Linked DNA regions of Homo sapiens: region 1 is linked to region 2. A link is a loop called in an ENCODE intact Hi-C map of the cell type or tissue named here. Cell type or tissue: PC-3. All regions are shown on one strand. Links, peaks and the distances in the headings refer to the core of each region. The heading gives the core; the rest is flanking DNA.

Region 1 (4,405 bases), core at 271-4,270, 270 kb after region 2:
TTCCATTGATAGTATTTTCTATAGCAAGCACAAGTGGCCTGCAATATTTGACTAAACTATCAGAATAGAGAAAAGAATGAATATAAATCTAACAATAAACTGTGTTCCCATTGTGAAGCAGTCAAATTGGAACTAAAAGCATGGGAAAGAGATCAACTTTTCACTTGTTATGAGTCTGTGTAAAAACCAGTAATTTCCAACAAAAGAAGAAGTTGCAAAATACTGAAGTCAATGTCATGCCATGGTTGACGCAGGATTATATGTATAAGTGTACAACCTTAAAATCAGAGGTCTTTGGGTATTGAAAATTAATAGCTAACCAGTTTTCCCAAGAATTGAATAAACTGGAAGTGAGAAACCGTTAGGCATTTCTCAGTCTTAGTTACTGAAATTGCAATGGATTGTAGACCTGCATTCTGTCTGGATCACATCAGTGCAGCACAGGCCAAGAGGAACTTCAAGTGACAGAACAGATAAACATAGATCAAATGAAGTAGCTGTGTTAGCAGGATGATCAGAGAGTTGGGAGAAAAGAACAAAAGCTAAGGAGATAAATTGAAGGCATGTTCAGGGGTGAGTTCAAGAATGAGAGATAGGCCAGGCGCGGTGGCTCATGCCTGTAATCCCAGCACTTTGGGAGGCCGAGGCGGGCGGATCATGAGATCAGGAGATCGAGACCATCCTGGCTAACACGGTGAAACCCTGTCTCTACTAAAAATACAGAAAATTAGCTGGGCGTGGTGGCGGGCGCCTGTAGTCCCAGCTACTCGGGAGGCTGAGGCAGGAGAATGGTGTGAACCCAGGAGGCAGAGCTGGCAGTGAGCTGAAATTGCGCCACTGCGCTCCAGCCTGGGAGACAGAGTGAGACTCTGTCTCAAAAAAAAAAAAAAAAAAAGAATGAGAGATAAAGAACAGTGTCAAGACATAAAAGAAAAAAAGCTGGGGAAGAACCAAGGTCCAAGCCAAGAGGTTGTTTTAAAACTTTTGTTATTACTATTATTTTAAATATATTTGGGGGGTACAAGTGCAGTTTTGTCACATGGATATATTGCATAGTGTTGAAGTCTGAGCTTTTAGTGTAACTCTCACTGGAACAGAAGACATTGTGCCCCCATTAGATAATTTCTCATCCCTCTTTTCCCTCCCACCCTCTTGAGTGCCCAGTGTCTATTATTCCACACAGTATATCCATGTGTACACATTATTTAGCTCCCACTTGTAAATCAGAACATGCAGTATTTGACTTTCTGTTTCTAAGTTATTTCACATAACGTAATGACCTCCACTTCCATCCATGTTACTGCTAAAGACATTACGTCATTCTTTTTATGGCTGCATAGTATTCCAAACAGTATGAGGATTTCTCAAAGACCAAAAAAATAGAACTACCATTCAACCCAGCAATCCCACTACTGGATATCCACCCAAAGGAAAAGAAATCATTATGTCAAAAAGATACCTGTACTTGTATGTTAATCGCAGCACTATTCACAATAGCAAAGATATGGAATGAAGCCAAGAAGTTTTTGATAAACATCCAAGTTGTAGTCATGAAGGTTTCTTCTGGCAGTTCTGAATAATCTCTTCCCACTTGTTAGCTTTTGATCGTGAGCTTATTATTCAATTTTTCTAATCTCAACTTTGTTGGGTTGTTCTGAAGTTTAAAAATAACTCACATTTAAGAACTGACTACAGTGGAAGCTCAATACCAGGCGTTTCACCTTTCTTTAAGTATGAGCTCTGTATGCTTCCTTGCCTGACCCTATACATACTTCAGTAGGTTTAACAAGTAATGAATTATATAAAGACAAACATAGGACTCACCTGCTCCAGGGCATTAATTTCTACCAGGTGTCATGGTTTAATGCAGGACAAGTTTAAACACTAACATCATTTCTGTGAGGCATGTGCTACCCTATAGGCTCCCAATTATAGTCGTAGCTATTACTACAATGTAAACTTTCATTGTATCATTACCACATAATAAAATCCATTAACAGGATGTGTCAACACTAATAAAGTTATGACTCAAGCGAAAATGGGCATCTCACAGCTTGTCAAATCAGGGCCTAGGGGCATTGTCACAGATTTGTCAGGCCAACAAGCTTTGTCTGTTAAAGGTGTTGGAGTGAAATAAGAAGAGATTTGTTCCCCAGCATAAAGCATACAAAATAACTTTGTGAGTGTGGTTATATCCACCCCATTTTACAGATGACAAAATAATGGCCTGAATTAATTACACACAGTCATGTGTGACTTAACAATGGGGACACATTCTAAGAAACATGTCCTTAGGCAATTTATCCATTGTGCAAACACCATGGATTAAACTTACACAAACCTCTATGGTACAGCCTACTACATGCCTAGACTATGTGGTATAGCCTTTTAAAAATTTCTTGGGGAAAGTTATCCTCCCATCTCAGCCTTCCAAGTAGCTGAGAGTAGAGGTGTCAGCCACCATGCCCAGCAAGCCTATTACTCCTAGGCTACAAACCTATACAGCATGAAATTCTACTGAATACTGGAGGCAATTGTAACATAATAATAAATATTACTGTATCTACACATATTTTAACATTAAAAAATACAATAAAAAGATGGTATTAAAGATAAAAAATGGTACAACTATATAGGGCACTAACCAGGAATGAAGCTTGCCAGACTGGAAGTTGCTCTAAGTGAGTCAGTGAGTGAGTGGTGAGTGAATCTGTACACTATGTAGACTTTATGAACATTGTATGCCTAGACTACACTAAATTTATAAAAGCATTTTTCTTTCATCAATATAAATTAACCTTAGCTTACTGTAGTAACTTTTTTACTTTATAAACTTTTTAATTTAAAACTTTTTTTGACTCTTTTGTAATAACACTTAGGTTAAACACAAACGTTTCACAGAGGTACAAAAATATTTTTTTCTTGATATCCTTATCCTATAAGCTTTCTACTATCTTTAATTTTTTTTATTTTTTAAACTATTTTTTGAGAATGAAGACACAAAACACGAATTAGCCCAGGCCTACACAGGATCAGGATCATCAATATCACTGTTTTCTACCTTCACATCAAGTTCCACTAGAAGGTCTTTCAGGGCAGTAACGCTGATGCAGCTGTCGTTTCCTATGATAATAATGCCTGCATAGGGCAGTAACCATGGAATGCCTTCTGAAGGACCTGCCTGAAGCAGTTTTACAGTTAACTTTTAAAAAAAAGGTACACTCTAAAATAAATGATAAAATGTATAGTAAATGCATAAACAGTCATTTATCACTATTATCAAGAATTATGTACTGTACACAATTGCATGTGCTAGACTTTCGTATGGCAGCACAGTAGGTTTGCTTACACCAGCATCATCACAAACACATGGGTAATGTATTGTACTATGACATTATGTTGGCTACAATGACAATAGCTGATGGGTGCTTATCAGCTCTGTATTAGTTTGTTCTTGCATTGCTATCAAAAATACCTGAGACTGGGTAACTTATAAAGAAAAGAGATTTAATTGGTTCACGGTTCTGCAGGCTATATGAGAACCATGGTGGCACCTTCTTCTGGGGAGGCCTCAGGAAACTTACAATCATGGCGGAAGGCAAAAGAGGAGCCTGCACTTTACATGGCCAGAGCAGGAGAAGAAAGAGAGGGGCTAGGTGCTACACACTTTTAAACATCCAGATCTCATGATAACTCACTCACTCACTATGACAAGAACATCACCGATGGGATGGTGCTAAATGGGCATGAGAAATCCGCCCCCGTGATCCAATCACCTCCCACCAGGCTTCACCTCCAACACTGGGAATGACAGTTCGACATGAGATTTGGGCAGGGACACAGATCCAAACCATATCAAGCTCCATTATAATCATATGGGACCACCATCATATATGTGGTCCATTGTTGACTGAAACATTATACAGTGCCTGACTGTACTTGCTCAATGTCCAGCTGACTTTATTTGAGTCTAGTTGTCAGTCCTTCTCCCTCTGATATTCAAGCTGATGTCACCACACTGTAGAGCAAACTCTTTGGCAACAGTAAGTCACAAGTTGACTTGGCTGGCTCAGTGTATATCCCAGTTTCTCTCCAACTCTGGCTTGGAAGTCTCAGAGCCTCTTGGTTCCTGGAAGTCTCACCTGTCCAGGCTACCTTAAGTAGGGTGGGGATGGTGGGCGATACTGAAAAGATCATTCCTACACACTTATTATTTTAATCTCTCATCACTTTGCAATTATGTACTTCAGACATGGTAGAGTTAATTTATCTTTAGTGAGAGAAAAATATAGTTCTTTACTATAAGAATTTCAGGGTTCTTTATATTAACAGGTTAATTTGACAAAACAGTTATTGCAGACTTACTGTGTTACTGCGTAAAAAGCACTTTATTTGGCTGAGAAAA
Region 2 (4,405 bases), core at 330-4,329:
TATTTATTTGGGGGGTACATGTGATAGTATGATATATTCATATAATTAAATGAAGATAATTGGGATATCCATCACCTTAAATATTTATGTTTTCTTTACACTAGGAACATTCGAATTCTCTTTAGCTATTTTGAAATGTACAATAGTTTAGTGTTAATAGATCAGTCATCCTACTGATATATCGAACACCAGGTCTTATTTCTTCTGTCTACATAGACATATTTAGAAATGCAAATCTCTTAGGAAATTAATCTGTAATGTCAATGATGCACACTGATTTGTATTACTTGCTTTCTTTGTAGGCAGTATAGTGAAATGGTTCATTAAATGGATGCTAAATATGACTAAATGATCAATTTACAGTGTAGTTGGCACCAAGTAATAAATGCTCAGTAACATAGCTACTATGGCTGTCTTTAAAAGTGGATTGGTTTGACTTCATAGGAAGGACTCTATTTTTAAAAAAGAGAAATATTAAAAAATAAAAAGCCAAAATTCTATGATGTCTTATTACATTGAGTCTCTTAAATCAGTTTTTTTTTAATTAAGTAGCAGGACCCTATTGCAAAATAAGTTTTACCTAGAAGCACAGTATTTAAAACAGAAAGCTAAAATACTCTGGTTAAGTGGGAAGCTCCCTGTCTTCCTCGCTGCTAGTATTATTTCTGAAAAACCTCAAAGGAACTCCTTGCTCTCTGAATAGCAGGTTTTAAAAACCACTACTTGCACATTTGCACCTTGACATCAAACATGTGAACAAAGTAATAGAGTGAGAAAACTGAATTTCTATTTAGGAATTTCTATTTTATTCTCTCTATAAAAAGCCAAGAAGTGGTTGGTGTTTGGAATAACATGAAAAATATTCCAAGTATCTTTGGAAATACTTACACTAGAACTATAAGGTTTATGATAATTCTATCTTAGATTCATTATCTAGAGCTGGTCTAAAAAAGGATGATATGTAAGAACTACCAAGAGAGACTTGGAGTAGATACAAGAATGAAGGAATGAATCAATATCCAATAAATATCCATAGGCCCAGGCTTTGCTATGCCCTCTTATTACACAGGATAAAACAGTGTAGTTGTTAGTTTCTACCTTTGAAGATTATGATCCTTAAAAAGGAAACAGCTCTGTGAACAGAGACCATGTTATTCATAGGTGTTCCTCACTTGTTTCCACCACATAATAGGTATTTAATGAATGAAAAAATTCACGTCTCTCTTTGATCCTAGACTGCAAGTTACTTAAAAGAAATGGACCGTATTTTACTTATCTCTCATGGCCTGCAAATTGAGTTTGCTTACTGAATTAATGAATGAATGACCAATTGTACACATATGTCTGTAAAACGTTTACATATCCACATTCCCATTAGACTGAGATTCTTGAGGGCAGAAACCATGTCTTCAGCTCTCAGCATGGTGCCTGACTCATGGTAGGTTGTCAAAAGCATTTGCAGAACTGAATAAAACTTACGTTTAAGTAGTACTGGAGCAGTCTCACATAACCGGGCACAGTGTCTTCTAAATAGACACTAAAATTATTTCATAATTAAAGACAGATCTCACTAAGCATTTTCTGAGTTAGTGCCAGTTGAATAATATGACAATAAGCTATAGGAGTTCAGAGGAGAGTGAGTTCTGTGGACTGAAATAGTCAAAGTGGATTTTCAGAGCAGATGAGACGCGATGAAGGCTGGGGCTACTTTGGTGTTTTAAGAACATTAATTAGGCAGCAGGAAAATCTGAGGACAGGGAGACTAGTAAGGAAGGCTGGAAAGAGCCCTGGGTTTGGAGTTCAGAGATCTGTGTTCAGAGTCCTTTGCTTCTTAGTGACTATGTGACCTTGAGAAGATAACTTGAGCTCCCTTTTTCCTCTTCTGTGAGGTAGAGGTAAGATTGATGTGCATATTGATATTGTACTTAAAAGTGTTTGTAAAATGCTAAGTAAAACCTAATGCTATGCTTTGAATGTAGTGGGTTCCAAATATTTGTTTAATGACAAAGAATAAATGATATTGACTAATGAAAATAATGGAGCCACTGGAATGTCACCTCCTGCATCTGCCAGTAAACCTGTTAACACAGGGGTGGCGGGGGGGGGGGGGAAGTAAATATGTGAAGCCACCAAATCTCATGATCAGGAGAAAAACTTTGGAACTCCCATGAGACTCCAAAGTTATGTCACAGGTGAATAAGTCATGAACTTTTCATGCTGATATCATTTCTAAGGTTGCTGCCTTGTCAGAAGAAGCAAACCACAAGATAAACCATGCAGAAAATCTTTTTTTAAAAAAGTTTCCTGAAGGATGGATGGTTCATTTGTTCTGCTTGTCACTTTACTTACTAATGAGTCATTTTTTTCCTTAACCAGTAATTTGTTTTAAATTTGGTCATAAGATGGTATGTTGACTAGTCCAATGTTACAAAATAATTGGAAAAAAGATGACAGACCACCAACTGAATAAGGGAAATCTGGTTCTTGAACTTCCAATGTATGAATTGGTGATGGTAAGCTTAGTCTTTATGATGTAAGATTGGATTTATTGGAACTTCTTTATGTCCAGAAGTTGCAGCACCTTTCTTTGTCTCTGGAATGCCCAAGATCTCTACTGCATCCTGTAGACATGGAGGGTTTCCCCCCTTATTCTGGGTCTGATTATTTTTAAAGAAACACCCTTTCCTTACCCATCATGGAGACACTACTAACCTTGTATATACTTTTATTAGAGTGCTGATAACACCATATTACAGTAGCATACTTACATATCTGTTTTCTTAACTGTGAGCTCCTTGAGAGCAGGGACTGTGTGTTTTTGCTTTTATTTCACCAGTACTCAGAACTATCCACAGTATAGAAAAGCACTCAATAAATGGAATAAATGAAAATGAATAGATAAATAAATGATTTCACTTGTATAAGATGTCCAGTAATCTTTTGTGTATTTTTCTAATTCACTGTATGGCACACATTCTAGTACAACCCTGTTTATAATGTTGACCTACTATTAAAGGAATTAAACAAATGTAAGCCAAGACAAGAAATGCATATTAAAACAACTATGGTATTTTTGCCTTCCAAATTGGCACAGATTTTAAAAATTGATAATGCCCATGTTTGATGACACAAGGAGACAGGAATTGTTATACTTTGCTGGAGGGAATATACATTGGCATAGCCTTTTCTGGAAGTCATTTAGGGAGATACATCCAAAAGCCTTAGTAAGTTTCATATTTTCTCACCCAACAATTCTATGCCTATCATCTTAAAGAATAAATTTTAAAACTTTCAAAAGATTTTTATCATAACATATTTGATAGAAAAAATGAAATAACCTAAATGTTTAAGCATAGAAAATTTGTTGAATAAATTACAGCATATTTATGCAATAGAGTACTATGCCATCTTGAAAAATCCACACTGTATTTTCAAAGGGAGTAAAAGACTGGCTTTAAAGCAGCATATAGATAGGCACAATAGGATACTTGTTTTAAAAATGTGTATGTATAGGTCTGGCACAGTGGCTCACGCCTGTAAATCCCAGCACTTTAGGAGGCCAAAGTGGGCGGATCACCTGAGGTCGGGAGTTTGAGACCAGCTTGACCAACATGGTGAAACCCTGCCTCTGCTAAAAATACAAAATTAGCCGGGCGTGGTGCCACATGCCTGTAATCCCAGCTACTCGGGAGGCTGAGGCAGGAGAATCGCTTGAACCTGGGAGGCGGAGGTTGCGGTGAGCCGAGATCATGCCATTGCACTCCAGCCTGGGCAACAAGAGCAAAACTCCGTCTCAAAAAAAAAAAAAAAAAAAAAAAAATATGTATATATATATATATATATATAGAGAGAGAGAGAGAGAGAGAGAGAGAGAGAAAAGCCTGAAAGGCTGTGTACCAAAATATGAAAAATGTCAACTTACTGGTAATAGAATTACCAGGGGTTTTTAGTTTACGTCACTCTATATAATATGATGAGTATGTATTACTGTTTTAATACAAAAAGTCAATAAAGGTTCTATAAAGAAGGCATACTTTCTCTTTTGCTGATTATATATATCCTCCAATGAAAGAAGAGGGACCAACCTTAAAATATGAATTTTTACCCGGCCCCAGTGTGGCAGACCATTTTCCCTGTTTTTCCCGTTGTCCTTTGTAACTCATAGGATACAGTGGAGGCCTATACAGAAGTAATTGATTCATTCATTCAGGAAATACTTGCTGAGGACCTACAATAGTCTAGGAACTTGGGATATGAAATAAGTGTTGAATTCTTAAAGGCTAATTGTATTGTGGAGTTATTTTTAAAACTGGAAATTTAATAAAGAGTATCTAGGCTAACCTTCTCTCTTTGGAGACAGGGAAAATGGATCCCAAGGAGGTTGCCTAAGATTGGATGTATAATA

Evidence for each region. Hi-C counts contacts between places; a loop is a spot of excess contacts. Peaks named below come from ENCODE experiments on the same cell type or tissue, not always from the same donor. Only the 100,000 strongest peaks of a DNase experiment are listed, where the experiment ranks them.
Region 1: it touches region 2 in a loop (8-fold over the local background); 3 of 110 quality-filtered maps call a loop at or near these places.

The regions. Positions count from the first base shown.
Region 1 is chr11:102,781,484-102,785,888 of GRCh38, reverse strand. It overlaps the pseudogene WTAPP1. Among named protein-coding and RNA genes, the nearest start is that of MMP10, 3.1 kb to the right of the region's middle. In PC-3, for the core only: no CTCF peak of the experiment used is centred there; a DNase peak (open chromatin) is centred at 1,938; H3K27ac peaks cover 1,681 bases.
Region 2 is chr11:103,049,207-103,053,611 of GRCh38, reverse strand. It overlaps DCUN1D5 (defective in cullin neddylation 1 domain containing 5), which reads left to right. Exons shown (of 8, transcript NM_032299.4): 8 at 1-2,926. Among named protein-coding and RNA genes, the nearest start is that of DCUN1D5, 41 kb to the left of the region's middle. In PC-3, for the core only: no CTCF peak of the experiment used is centred there; no DNase peak of the experiment used is centred there; H3K27ac peaks cover 388 bases.